Linked DNA regions of Mus musculus: region 2 is linked to region 1. A link is a contact called in ENCODE Hi-C or POLR2A ChIA-PET data. All regions are on one chromosome and are shown on one strand. Each heading gives the region's core, a stretch centred on a gene start or an enhancer-like site at or near the end of the contact. The rest is flanking DNA. Distances are from core to core; before and after follow the strand shown. Region 1 holds the start of Rccd1 (RCC1 domain containing 1). Region 2 holds the start of Man2a2 (mannosidase 2, alpha 2).

Region 1 (7,213 bases), core at 1,294-3,793:
CTGTCTGTGCACCATGTTTGTGTCTGGTGTTACTAAAGGGCAGAAGAGGGCATCAGACCCTCTGGTACTGGAGTGTGAGCCATCATGTGGGTGCTAGACCTGAACCCAGGTCTTCCGCAAGAACAGCAGTGCCCTTCACCACTAAGCTTCCCCACACCCTTTTAATGTGAGGCAGGGTCTCTCTACACAAGCCCTTGCTGTCCTGGAACTCACTATGTAGAACAGGCTGGCTTCAAACTCACAAAGATCGCCCCATCGCTGCCTTCTGATTGTGGAGATCAAAGGCATGTGCCAGTACTTCTCTAGCTGGCCTGGTGTCTAGATCTTTATCTCCCTGTCCCTTGTAAGACTATTTTGAAAATGTTGCACACACACACACCAGTAAACCCTGTGTTTTCTCAAAGTCCAATGACCAGTGACCCTTTTCTCTTTCCTCCTTAATTTCCATGGACTAAGTCTTACACGACTACCCAATTTGGGGCATGGTATTCCTTATTTTATTATTTTATTTTCTGTGCATGCTTTTTTGCCTGCATGTGTGTCTGTGTATGGGTTTAGGATGCCCTGGAACGGGACTTAGAGACAGCTGTGAGCTACTTTGTGGGTGCAGGTCTTTGTTGTACACTTATCCTGCTCCCATTGGTTGGGGTGTTCAGCTGTAGCAGAGGATGTGCACTGTTCAATATTCATATCTTTTTTTTTCTTTTTGTTTTTTTTTGTTGTTTTTTTTTCTTTTTGTTTTTTTTTTTTCTTTCTTCTCTTTCTTGTTCAATATTCATATCTTAACTTGTCTACCAGGATTAGTTACCCACACACATGTTTCTTTCTGCAAAATAGGATGTCAGTTCTCAGGGAGGTCTTGAGAATTTAAACTCTACTTGGCCCCTACTCAAAATGGAAGTCTTTTTTTGTTTGTTTGTTTCAAGACAGGGTTTCTCTATATAGCCCTAGCTGTCCTGGAACTCACTTTGTAGACCAGGCTGGCCTCAAACTCTAAAATCCTCTGCCGCCCAACTGCTGGGATTAAAGGCGTGCACCACCACTGCCCAGCCAAAATGAAAGTCTTATTCCAAATAGTTCCTTATATTGGCTCAGGTGACTCTCTTACCTTGGGGCCCATCCCAGGGGCAGCTTACACTATAAAAGCTTATACACAGGTGCAGAAAGTGCTGCAGGGTGGTTGTTTCGGGTCCAAGGGTAACTATACAAAGTCGTTCTACTGACTTCTATCGTGATTGGTTTCAAGGGCACAGAACATAACTATATAATCAATCTTAGCATTAGAAAGTTCCTTAGGAACAGCACAAACATGAGAAAGTTTCTTTATAATGGCAGGCTGTCCAGGTAACGGTTACCTAGGCCTTAACCTTCCATCTAGGCCTTAACAGTGGTCTCTTTCTTTGCAACCCAGAACTTATTTCTATTACCACAAGGGAACTGTGAGGCATGTACGTGGGAGATCAGATACAACACTAGGATCTGAGGCCCACAGCTCCAGTCTCTTAGCCTTGAGAACTTTAACCCCGAGTCTCCATTCAAATTGACTCCATTTTTCTCTAGACTCCCAATCACACAGCAAGTGTGGAGCTGAGCCGTGTCCTATGGATTTATAAGCCTCGTCCCAACAAGAAGAATAAACACCTGGGACCTAGGTGGGCGTGCCTGTGCACCTGGATCCTATTGCACAACTTCAGTTTTACAAGGCGAGTGGGGACAGCACTGCTTGTATCTACCTAGCAGAACTGTTTGCAATAAATACAAATCAAAATTTAAGTGTAAACAGTCCTAGCTTAGTTTACACAGTAGAATTTAACGACGAAAATGACCATTGGCTCTTACCGGGTTTCAGAGGCATTTGGACAATTTCCACTGGACCTTACTCGGTCGTTTATTCAAGAAGTCTTTGCTGCGCCTTTCCTTTGACTTAATGTGATGACTATGGGTCCCAGGGAGCTCAGGCTGAAATTGGGAGACAGTCGCGCGGTTCAAAATGCAACGCCACTTCACTCGAATGGATCAGAATTTTACAGACACTCTCGAGCCTCTTAAGTCAGATCTGAGACTACAGCTCCTGGATCCCCAACCAAAGGAATCTTTCATCTTCCCATTAGCCTGTACCCTCAACTCATCAGGAAAGCCCTTTAAGCAGGAAACCTTGAAAGTGAGCAGCGCATAGTAATGTATGGCTCGGGGAACAGATGGCCGGCGGAGTAAAGCACTTTTTAAGGGCCTCCGCGCCAAGCAACGCGGTCATTCGGTGCGCCAGCTTTTCGGAGCCAATCGCAGGCACGAGCGGTGACGTCACCACTGGGGCGCGCCTGACCGGCACACATGCGCCGGGTTACCTGCCACCAGGCAGTAGGCTGAAGTCTCCTGTGCGCGCCAACAGCAGTGGACGCGGTTGGAACCACTGAATGAATGGATACTCTTGACGATCCGAGGGAAACGGCGGGCGAAGACCAAGCCCTGACACCCTCCATTCCCTTTGAACAAGGAAGGAGGTCGTTCACTACTGAACAAGCGCAGGACTGAGGGCCAAACAGGAAGCTGTAGTACTAGTGCCTTCACTGATTGGCCCAGGCTCTGTCACTTACTTGTACTGAGCCAATGAGTGCCAAGCCTGGACTCCAGCCTCTAAGAAACCGGTGTTCCTAGCCATATAGGGAATCTATTTGAGTCCTGTTTCTCCTTCAACCTGGCAGAGTTACAGAAAAATGTATTTTCCCCGAGGGAAGCGCACACTGACCCCAAATTCCAAACACAGACTGGGTAGAGATCACAGAAAACTCACAATATCATGACAAATGTATCCAAGGACCAGCATAAAAAAACGACACTGAAAAAAAAAAAAAAAAAAAAAGCTGGGCAGTGGTGGCGCACGCCTTTAATCCCAGCATTCGGGAGGCACAGGCAGGCGGATTTCTGAGTTCGAGGCCAGCCTGGTCTACAAAGTGAGCTCCAGGACAGCCAGGGCTATACAGAGAAACCCTGTCTCGAAAAAAAACCAAAAAAAAAAAAAAAAAGAAAGAAAGAAAAAGAAAAAACCAACCAAACAAACAAACAAAAAAAAAAAAAAAAAAAAAGACACTGAAATTTGATCAGCTTCCTAAGCTTTAGGCTAACTCACCAGGATTTAGAAAGAAACCAGCGTGGGTGTTGGCACTTGTAATTCCTACAACTCTTAACGGTTGAGAAAGGATTATCAGTTTGAAGCCAGCCTGTCCTACCCATATTAAGGCCTTGTCTACAAAGGTTCTCCATGGGCCCACTGGCTTCCTTCTGTTACAGCAACAGCGCTCTACAGCACACTTTGCTGATGTCCAGCTGTTGCTCCTGAGTGTCCCACCCTCAGCAGCCCCGCCTACAACAACAAACAGATGCTTTAGTTCCACAGAATTTATTAGCGGGGTGAGCCTGCTGGCAGGCTCTGATGATGCTCCCAGCATGTGAGGATGCTGTTGTGTCCTTCCTTCTTGATGCCCATAATCCTCAGGCTTGAATGGGATGTACGTCCCCCAGCCTCAGCTCTCTACAGTACAGACAGGGCCCTCCTGAGTGCTGGCAGGGCAGGGCTGTATGCTGTGTGTCCTGAGAACACCAAAGTGCAACTGTGGCAGCTGTGGAGGCGAGGCAAGTATCGAGCATCCCAGTGCTGACTCAGAGCTGTGAAGGGTGACAGATGCGTGAGCTGTGGGCCCCGGGCCGATCGTCACTCTCCGTCCTGGTTGGGTTGGATGAGTCTATATTCCACTGCTTTCTCCAGGCAGGCTGCGGCAGCCCTGGTGACTGGGCTCTCCTCGCCCTTGGCCAACACTGACAGGATCTCCAGGACCTCACTCTCCATCAGGGTGCCGGCGATCTCCTTCGAAGACTGCATCATGTTCAGCACCACCACGGTGCCCCGGTGCTGCAGCTCCTGGTTGGGGCTGAGGAGCAGGGCCTGCAAGATCTCCAGCCAGTGTGTGGTCTGTAGGAAACGGGCGGATGTGAAGACTGGCAGAAACCACATCTACGCTCTAGGAACTCCCCGACACAACAGCCATACCACCATGTAGGGAACTGCTAGCTCCTTCAGCCTCCCCCGCCCAGACCAGGTACTCACCACTTGAGGGATACGACTGCAGAGTGCGGGCCGCATGGAGGTGAGCATGGCCAGGCCCCCAGCAGCCGCCCTCCGCAGCAGCTCATCATCCTCGCCGCTGTACAGCACCAGCAGCTTCAGCCGGTCATTGCCCTGGGCCTCGAAGAGATCTTGCACCTGGGACAGATGGAGGCAAGGACCATGCTACCGGGGTTCAAAGCCTAGCCGAAGGGCAGGGCTGCTGGTACCTGTCATGGCAACCACCGGACCAACCCCGGCACCTGTCAGTCATGGCGACCGGCCAGACCAACGCTCACCTCTTTGCTCATGGCTAAGTTACACATGCACTCGGTAGCTGCGCGGCGGATCATCTCATGCTCCTCAAACATGTAGCCCTCAATCATGGGCACAGCCTTCTCCTTCAGGATCTTCTGCCTGCGGGGTGAAGGTGGAAGGACACGTATGACCAGAGTCTCCATATCCATAGGTGCCGCCCTATCCCGGGTGGCTGAGCCCTGAGCTCAGGTGCTCCCCTAGCAATGCCCAAAGACTCTGCTGTGCTGGTTAGGAACTGCAGTGCTTTCTAGCCTTCTGGCCTGGCAGGAAACAGCATGGGGTTGGGTTGTTTGTTTGTTTGTTTTTTAAGAGATTTATTTATTCATTATATGTAAGTACACTGTAGCTGTCTTCAGACACCCAGAAGAGGGCATCAGATCTGGTTACAGATGGTTGTGAGCCACCATGTGGTTGCTGGGATTTGAACTCAGGACCTTCGGAAGAGCAGTCGGTGCTCTCAACCGCTGAGCCATCTCTCCAGCCCCAGCATGGGGTTGTTAAGCATCCCGGAAGTTAGCAAAGCAGGGTGGTTATGAAGACGGCTCTGTAAACATCAACCGTTTGCGCACTGAACCTGTCCGAGCCGCTTGAACTATTTCACCTGGTACTCATCATAACCCCATGCTTGAATTACCTTCCTTAATGTAGAGTGCAGAGGTGGCTACCGTCACTATTTAGCCAAAGCAGAAACTGGGCCGCGTGGTGAGTGATGTATTCAAGGTCACAATTAGTACTAACAGCTAATAAATGTTCACTGTGACTACTGCCAGGGCCAGATACTATGAACTAATGGCTTTCAGGAGAGGTCAGGGAGGTGGCTTTTGAAACAGATTATAACCTAGCCTGGCCTAGAACTCACAGCCAAGAACTCTTCCTCCCTTGGCATGAGCCACAACACCCACTTGTGCCTGATAAAGAGTTTTACAAGCATTTTCTCAGCCAGCTCTCCACGCTCCTACTTCACGGGTTAAATAACTAACTCACAGAGAAGAAACTGAGGCAGAAGGACTTAAAAGCTTTCTTAGGATTATACCATGAGCCACTGAGTGTCAGCAGCCTGGGGAGAGAAGGAAATAGAGGGTAAAGTCGGGGCCCCAGAGCTTCACCCTGCCTCCCCTGGCATGACTCTTCATCTGTAGGCTGCAGAGGAGTCATTGTGAGGCACAAAGAGTGACCAGGAACTGGCTTCCAAACTACAGAGTGAGTGAGTGAGGCTCCCCCAAATCCCCATACCAGGCTCCCAGCGGGTCCTTACCTGAGCCTCTCACTGATCCCTGCCAGGTTTGTTAGGGCCATGAGGGCCTCAAAGTTCTGCAGTCCTGAGCAGCTGAGGTGCAGCAGAGAGACAAGGGGCCGGACTACTTCGTAGATCTGTGATAGAACTGCACCTATCAGTGTTCACCCAATCCCAAGACCCCAGCAGGGAGCCCACCCAAGACAGTGGCTCTATGGCTGTCTCTTCCTACCCCAGGACTCAGCAAAACTGCCACTTCCTGATGGTCATGAGAAGGGGCCCAGGCCAGGGCTCCTCAGGGCATAATGAGGAAACGGGGGGGGGGGGGTCCACAGTCAGAGCAAGGAGACACATACCCGCTCGCCAGGAAAGGTCATCTCTGGGTTGGAGGTAATGGTCAGCTTGGCAAGAGCCTGGGCGGCCTTGGTCTGCCCAACATCAGTGCCTTCCAGAGCCAGGGGGAGCAGAGCCTGTCAAACGACCCCAGCCCTGTCAGCACCCAGGCTGGCCCCGGGAGCACAAGGTCCAAGCCATCGATCCTTACTGCACTCTCCCCCAGCCCCCCAACTCTCTCCTTGGGTCTGAGAATACTCCCTGCTCAGACTCCACTCCCTTCACTTTGAGGTCTCTCACTGAAACTACCCACACTTTCCTCAACCACCCATTAGGTGCTAACCATGGGTTGTGCAGAGCCCTGGGGCCCCAGAGGGAAAAGGAGGCAAGCTCAGGCTCTTTATGGGTCCAAAGGACTCCAAGGAGCCTGTCCACAGAAGTATCACACTCCACTGGCAAAAGTTCCTGCTGGCCACTCTTAGTGTCCCCCAGGGCCAGCAGCCACTGAGTCATGTCTTACAGGTGGATGGCTCAGGAAGGAGTCAGAAACCAGCTTACCTTGCCCCCTCCCTGGGCAACCACAGTACCTCGATCCTCCACCTCTTCCACCAAAGCCAGGAAGACCCTGCCGGGAGAAGGTGTGGGTGGGTGGGTGGGACCCAGTGGCAGGCAGGCATTTCAATCTTAAGCTAAGCAAAGTAAGGCAGCCAAGTGCTCTAAGACCCACACAGTCCAGTACCCATCCCTACAGGCATGCGGTAGCCTGAAGCAGGAGTCCGCAGAGGCAGGCTGGCTCACCTGGAGAGTAGCTCCCTACAGGAGTTCGTCAGCACGGGGCTCTCCGTCTTCACCATACACGTCATGGCTGACACCACACCCGCCGCCAGCAGCTTCTTCACACGAGCCCGCACGAAGCTTGGTTTGTCCTGCGAGAGAAGGCAATCGGGGAGTGGGGGGGGGGAACCCTAGCTGGGTGGGTGGGAAAATGTGAGCTCTTCTCACAGAAGACATTGCTTAAAGGAAAGCTTTCTGTTGAGGATCAATCGGCCAGCTCAACTGCTGCCAATAACATGGAGCCCCCCCTGTCCCGTCCCGCCCTCACCCCGCCCTCCCGAGTGTACCCATACCTTGGGGTGCTGTTCTGGAACGTGCTGCTTGGCATACTTGGCCAGCTCCACCATCTTGGGGTCAGGCTCCTCATAGTCGTAGCTGTTGGTGCAATTGACCAA
Region 2 (6,862 bases), core at 1,517-4,016, 47 kb after region 1:
CTCCACATTGTCAAACGGCAAATCCTCAGACACGGTTAACATCTGCCGGGGAGGAATGCAGCTCAGTGCCTGTCTGAGTGGGAGAGGGTCCCTGCCAGCTCCAACTCTTACCTGTAGTTCTGGCTTCTGACCCCGTCCCCCCAAAGCAAACTGGCAGTCCTGGGGGGAGACGGAGAAGAAGCTGGGCCGGGGCTCCGGGAGCACAGCCCAGGAACCGTTGGCGGTATGGTAGGGCAGCAGGGCTGGCGGGCCCTCCGCATTGGCTGTCAGTTCCAGTACAGAGTCCTTGATACGGCTTATGATGTCATGGTTTTCCTCCAGCAGTTGTTCCAGCTGTTCTATCCGGTTCTGTAGCACAGAGATTTGGCTCTGCAAAAAAAAAAAAAAAAAAAAAAAAAAACAAGAACAGAAAGGCATCATCACTCAGACCACGGAAGGCAAACATTTCCTCTCACATGCCCGTGCTCAGCGACCTACATGTTCCTCCTGTCTCAAGCACGGTGCTGAGGAGGACTGCGTTCAGCTTAATGGAAAAGCAATACGGTGGTCAATCAGCAGTGTCTGCCAGAAACTTAAGTCAGGCTATTATTACACAAGGCAAATTTCTTGTTCCCCTCCTCCCCCTTCTCCTCCTCCTCTTCCTCCTTCTCCTCCTCCTCCTCTCCCTCCTCCTTCAGCATTGCTGCTTTTCACTTCCTGTTACAGCCAGGAGCATAGCTCCGTGGTAGAGCATGTGTTTAGCATGCGCCAGTCCTTGGGCATCCATCTCCACAAGAAAGACAAATCTGCCTAGGAATGTCCCTGGGCTACAGCTACATAACTCAGTTGTAGATCGTTAGTGTTATATGCACGCATGCCCATGAGGAGGCTCTAGGTCCAATCTCTAAGACAATGGGGGTGGGGGGGTGCTCTTGTCCTGTGCTGACAAGACTCTCCTGAGCCCAGGTGACTTGCATTTGAAGAAGAGAACAAGGTGTGACTCACCCTGGGGAAGTTCCCACCATTCTGGTGTCTGGCAGGATCATGCTGCACTCGGTCCAGCATAAGGTACAGAGAAAAGACGGCCACACAGAAGATAGCAGCCCCACACACCGTCACCTGCTTTTTCAGCTTCATACTGACCCAGGAGGCACGTTCCTGGCAGGAGAGACACCACCTGTAGTTCTGGCATGCAAAACCCTTCTGTTGGTGTTCCTAACAAACGCTCTGTGGACTCCCAAGGAGAACCAACCTACTTGCTTGACTCTGGGTAAAAAAGCAAGTAAGCTTTCAAGTACCAAATCTTGGTTATGACTCCCAACACACAAGTAGCACATATATTTGGGGCTGGTCCTGTAGGAGAGGAGTTCTGATTCCCCTCAGCCCAAGCTATAGAAACCAGGATGTGGAGTGTGGGGGTGCAGTAGGTAAAGAGGCACTTGCAGGCAAGCCTGACAACCAAAGCGATTCATTTGATTCATATGGTGGAAGGTGAAAACCAACTACCACAAATTGTCCTCTGATTGCCGCATGTTTTCTGTGACGTACATGCACATAAATAAATGTAACACATTACAAACAAACAAACAGGGATAACAGAGCCCCAACTCTGACCCACACTTCATTACACAACCACTGATTGCAAACAGCTTGCTCAGGACTCTGAGAAGGCTCTCCCAAGCCACGTGTTTCCTCCCTTCAGATGTATACATAAATACAAGAGGTTTTATTTTGTTTGATTTAGGGGTACAATCACCAGCTGGAGAGACAGACAACCCCCCCACACACACACACTCACACCCTGCCTCCCCTGTGACCTCCTGGGGCTGACTGGAACTCAGCAGAAACAGTGCCTGGCCCAGATCCTATCTCAGAGAATACAGAATGGATTTCTTTTAAGAGAAAAAGAAATGCCCATGTTTCTAACGCAACCCAGTTCTAGGATTGTCCCCATCAGTACTGATTCCTGCTGTGCAAAACTTCCAGTCCTGGCTTCCAGAGTGCTTTAAAGGGACTCTTAGGAAGCTAGCGGCGAGACTGATAAAGTCCCCAGGGTAGCGGAAGCCAGGCACAGCGGCTCCGAAACGGGGCAACTCGAGACGACCCACAGTGCCTGCCGCCACCGCCCGCGAGTCCCCACTTGCCTGCCGGAGGAGGGAGGACGCTAGCTGCTGAACGCGCGTGGGCGGGACCGCTCTCTGGAGTCTGCTCTTCGGGCCCTGGTGCTGAAAAGCTCAGTCACCTCAGCCTGCGTCCTACTTAATGCGATCTGATTCCGCTCAGGAGCCTCCGGGCAATATTTTTAGTCCCTGGAGATTGGGTCCGGGCCAAAGAGGGCGGAGCTAGGGAGCAGGAGCTGGGTCACCGTGGGGCAATTACCTGCCGAGATGTAACCCCCCTCCTCCGGCCCGCCCAGCCCCCCTCCGGCCCTCGGGGCTCAACCGGCACCCGGGGGCCGCAACGCTCGCGGCCTGCAGGCTGGAGTCCTCGCCCACGCCCCGCCTGGCCCGTTACCGTACGCGGCCGGCCTCCGCGCCGCTCGGGACCCGGCCGGCCGAGCCGCCACTGCTCGCATCCCGGGGGACCGCGGCCCGCGCGCGGGCAGTTGCGCAGGCTAAGAGGGACGCCTGGCCACCCACCGCCCCTGCTCGGCCCCGCAGCCGCGCTCCCGCGGGGGCCAGGGCCGCTGCGCGCTCCCTGCGCTCGCCCCGCGCCTGTGCTCCCGCGCTCCCGCCTCCACGGGGCCGAGCGGTGCGCCCGGCAGGAGGAGGGGCGCGGGGGACCGCGCGCAGCGTCCCCTAGTGCCGGGTCCCGCCGCTGCCTCGCCCCCCGCCGGGTTCCGCAGCGCCCCCTGGCACCCGACTCGGTCGCCTCCCGCTGGGTCGGTGCCGGGGTCCGCTATGGCTGCGGGGCGGCTGTGCGCAGCCGTTGACCCGGCAGGGCGGGAGTGGCGGAACCCCAGCAAGGTCGCGCCACTGTTTCTTGTTGTGTTTTTGTTTTTTTTGTTTTTGTTTTTGTTTTTTCTCTTGGTCTTCCAAGAGTAAGATTTAGGCAGGAGCAGAAAGGGCAAAACCGTGCGGTGCTTCGTGGCCTCCCTGCCTGGCTCAATAGTGATGTTTCTTAGTCAAAGGAATAGTGCCTCCCTCTAGGTTTTGTGAGTTCCGGGTGGCTCTGGGTTTCCTGACACTAAGGGCGAAATGCATATCATCCGGTTAAAGGTTTATTGAGCATCCATGTTTCCAATTTACAGCGTAAGATACCATACTGCAATGAACATCTCCACAAATTCCACACTTTTCTTCCTTTTAAGATTAATATTTGGATGGATGTAGGAGCCCGTGCTTAGTCCCAGCACCTGGAAGGCAGAGGCAGGGAGATCTCTGAATTCGAGGCCAGTCTGTTTTACATTTTGAGTTCCGGGACAGCCATAGCTACTTGGGGGGGGGGGGGGGGGAGATTGCTTGCTAGATCGTAGTGGCACACACCTATAAATCCTCCTGTCTCAGATTGACACAAATTCGAAGCTATCTTGGACTACACATTTGCAATCCTGTTTCAAAAGAAAAAAAGATTGCTAAAATTACTGCCTGAAACTGAGCTGGCCCACTAAAAGTCCAGCTCTTGGGAAGTTGAGGCTAGAGGATCCCAGCAAACGGACACTAGCCTGGACTACGTAGCAAAACAAATATTACTCTCTGTTGTAGACTACCCCTAACCCCAGGTTCACATCTTGAAGTTCTGTCCCCAGATTTGACCATATCGGGAGGTGGGGCTTTGATAAGATTAAGATTAGCTCATGAAGGCAGAGCCCTTAGAAAGCAGATTATCCTGTCCTTATAAAAACATCCCAGAACCCAGGTCCTCAGCAGTCAAGAAACAGAGATAAGGCAGATCTTGGTGAGTCCCAGGCCAGCCTGGGCAGCATGGTGAGACCCTGTCTCAAAATAAAAATAATAGCAACCCAGAAGCCAGTGAGGTGGCTCAGTGGGTAAAGATGCCACCAAGCCTGATGACCTGAGTGTGATCTTCAGAGTCCACGTGGTGGAAGGAAAGACTCCTCTGATCTCCTACATATGTGCCACAGTGACTGCAAACACACACACACCACACACACACACAGAGAGAGAGAGAGAGAGAGAGAGAGAGAGAGAGAGAGAGAGAGAGAGAGAGAGAGAAGGAATCAAGCAGTTTGTAACTACAGTGGCCTCCAAGAAGGAAGAGAGCCTACATGCTACGGAAACAGGAAAAAGGGGTGGGGGAGCTGGACAGGTGGCTCAGTGGTTAGAGCACTGGCTGTTCTTCCAGAGGTCCCCAGTTCAATTTCCAGCAACCACACGGTGGCTCACAACCATCTGTAATGGAATCCAAGACCCTTTTCTAGTGTGCATGAAGACAGCTAAAGTGTATTCATATAAATAAATAAAAACTTAATTTTTTTAAAAAAGGGGGATATAAAAAGGCAGTAAGGTGTAGTCTTTTACAAAATGGGGATGAGGGGTGGGTCTTTCTCCAGTCTGCTGGCCTCCTCTGGCCTGGGAGAGAATCATAGTACACTTGTGGTCCAGCCTCACCATACAGCAATAGCAAGTACTCTGTCATAGCTGATTTCAATAGTGCTATCCCCCTGCAATCCAGCTTCTTGTGGATCCAGCTAAGAACAGTTTTCAGATGCATATTTAGGCAGAGGATGGTCTACTCTTCCTAGATACTGGTGGTGGTGTTTTGCTTTTATGTTTTGTCTTGAGACAGGGTCTTTCTGCATAGCCCTGACCAGCCTAGCACTCTCTCTATAGTCTAGGCAGGCCTTGTACTCTACTTAGAGATCTGCCTGCCTCTGCACTGGGATTAAAAGTATAGGCCACCATGTTCCCTCTTATCTGCACGTTTAAAGCCAGTTTAGTCTACATAATTAGTTTCAGGCCAGTTAGGGCTCTGCAGCAAAACTATCTCAACAAAACAAAACAAATGCTTAACAGAGCTTCCGTTTTCTGTGCATATGCAGACAGCTGTGTCAGACACAGAAAAAAAATCAGTCTACCCTCAAGGTGGTCTATCCACCGGAACTATCTGGGTTTAAGTGCCTACACCATATCTTCTGGGAATCTCTCGGCCACTTGGCTGTCCAGTTAGTGTCCAGAAATATTGGCTGAGTGTCTTTGGCCTTGTATCAGTTGTGGTCTTGAGTTTTCTCGTGTCAGTCCCGGGTGGCCTGCCACATCCCAGGTGACAGTAGCTTCGGTTTTTGCAGAGCACTATTAGTTCTGCCCAGCTGCTGTTGGCCATTGGCTTCCACGCACGCTTTTGATGGGAAGGTTCCTTAGCCTTGTCGGACCCGTGCTCCACTTACAGGCCACGGGGTTCTTCCTACACAAGGTGAGACTCGTGGCACCAGCACCAGGCTGCCAGCCTACCGGCGTCTCCTCATAAGTCAGTAAAAGGGTAGCAGGTGCTTTTCCGATTGATGCTTGCCAAGCCAAGCCGCAAAGCCCCCTCTTTGCCTGTTGCCTGAAGTTCCCTTTTCTATGCAAAATATCCAAGCCCTGGCTTCCAGCCACAGTTGCTTGCTGCACTCCGCCTGCTGTTTGGTTTGCTTGATCAGTCCTCCAACCAGGTCCAGGTTCCCAGGAGCCTCAATGTCCCAAGTATCTCAAATGAGCGGCCACGCGGGCCCTCTGTAAGAGTGGCAGAGCCTTTAGAGCCCTTAGAAAGCTGAGCTATCTCTCTAGCTTTGGTTTCCACTTTTAAATTTTCTGGGGTTTGAGACTTTGGCTGGCCTGAAACTCTCTATGCAGATCAGACGAGCCTTAAAGTCATAGAAATCCACCCACCCCTGTGTGTGTTTCAGGGTGGAGCACCAGCAGAGGCCAGAGGAACAGCTTACAGCTGTCCTTCCACCGTGTGTGTCCCAGGGATCCAACTCAGGTCACCAGGCTTCGTGGAACACACCTTCCCTCACTGATCCACTTTGCTGGCCCAAAGGGGCACTTTTTTGTTGGGGCCCTGCTTATAGATGGGTAACTGTAGGGCAGCAGTTGTCAGCCTGTGGGCCTGGCCCCTATGAGGCTGCCTATCAGATCTCCTGCATATCAGATATTTGTATTATAATTCATAAGAGTAGCAGAATGGCAGTTATAAAGCAGCAATGAGATAATTTTATGGTTGGGGTCACCACAACATGAGGAGCTGCACTAAAGGGTCGCAGCAGTGGGAAGGTTGAGAGCCACGGCCGTAGAATAAGCTTGTGAAGTAGATGCATGCTCTCCAATGCCTCTTTCAGATAGTTTGCTAGAGGTGTTTTGTTTGGGGTTTGGTAATTCTGAGACAGTGTCTTGCTGGGCTTAACCTCTCTCTCTCTCTCTCTCTCTCTCTCTCTCTCTCTCTCTCTCTCTCTCTCTCTCTCCCTCCCTCCCTCCCTCCCTCTCTCTCTCTCTCTCTCTCTCTCAGACAGGGTTTCCTGTCATGTGAATTCCTGATCCTCCTGCCTCCACCTCCCAGTGGCTGGAATTACAGACATGAGCCACTGTACCTGGGTTGGCTTTTTTCTTGTCCTGTTTTAGGGTCTGGAACCCTAGTCTGTGGGATAGTGGTCCCCCTCGGTCAGGGTAGGTCCTCCCTCAGCCACTTCTCCCAGGAACACTCTCACCCATATACCTCAGGTGAGCCTCACCAGTCTCTCAGGTGACCCACCATCCAATCAAAGTGACAGTGAGGATCAGCCATCACAGGATCCCAGGCTTCTCTGTGTTACCCTGTCCCCTGGGGCCAATATCAGGGGACTCAGGGAGCAGTAGTATTGAGGACATCTTGTTACGGTCATGCGGGCAAACTGATGTTCTTCGTCTCAATGCAGTGACATGCCCAAGAAAGGCTCTCAGGATGTCCT

The links. A loop is a pair of places that touch in the nucleus more often than their neighbours do. ChIA-PET counts read pairs that join two places held with the same protein, here RNA polymerase II (POLR2A).
Region 2: POLR2A ChIA-PET joins it to region 1 with 11 read pairs in Patski. The contact joins the promoter of Man2a2 here to the promoter of Rccd1 in region 1. A Hi-C loop is called at or near these places in 5 of 37 maps with a recorded cell type or tissue (T-helper 1 cell, T-helper 17 cell, T-helper 2 cell and 1 more). POLR2A ChIA-PET finds 5 or more read pairs at or near these places in 4 of 5 experiments (Patski and embryonic stem cell).

What each region holds. Positions count from the first base shown.
Region 1 is chr7:80,321,911-80,329,123 of GRCm38, forward strand. Rccd1 (RCC1 domain containing 1) reads right to left here and starts at 2,544. Exons shown (of 9, transcript NM_173445.4): 1 at 1,840-2,544. It overlaps Unc45a (unc-45 myosin chaperone A), which reads right to left. Exons shown (of 20, transcript NM_133952.2): 13 at 7,112-7,213; 14 at 6,783-6,910; 15 at 6,543-6,609; 16 at 6,008-6,121; 17 at 5,673-5,788; 18 at 4,399-4,516; 19 at 4,103-4,258; 20 at 3,382-3,967. The coding sequence ends at 3,710.
Region 2 is chr7:80,368,609-80,375,470 of GRCm38, forward strand. It overlaps Man2a2 (mannosidase 2, alpha 2), which reads right to left and starts at 2,767. Exons shown (of 24, transcript NM_172903.4): 1 at 2,494-2,767; 2 at 2,124-2,321; 3 at 985-1,137; 4 at 112-369; 5 at 1-42. The coding sequence starts at 1,116.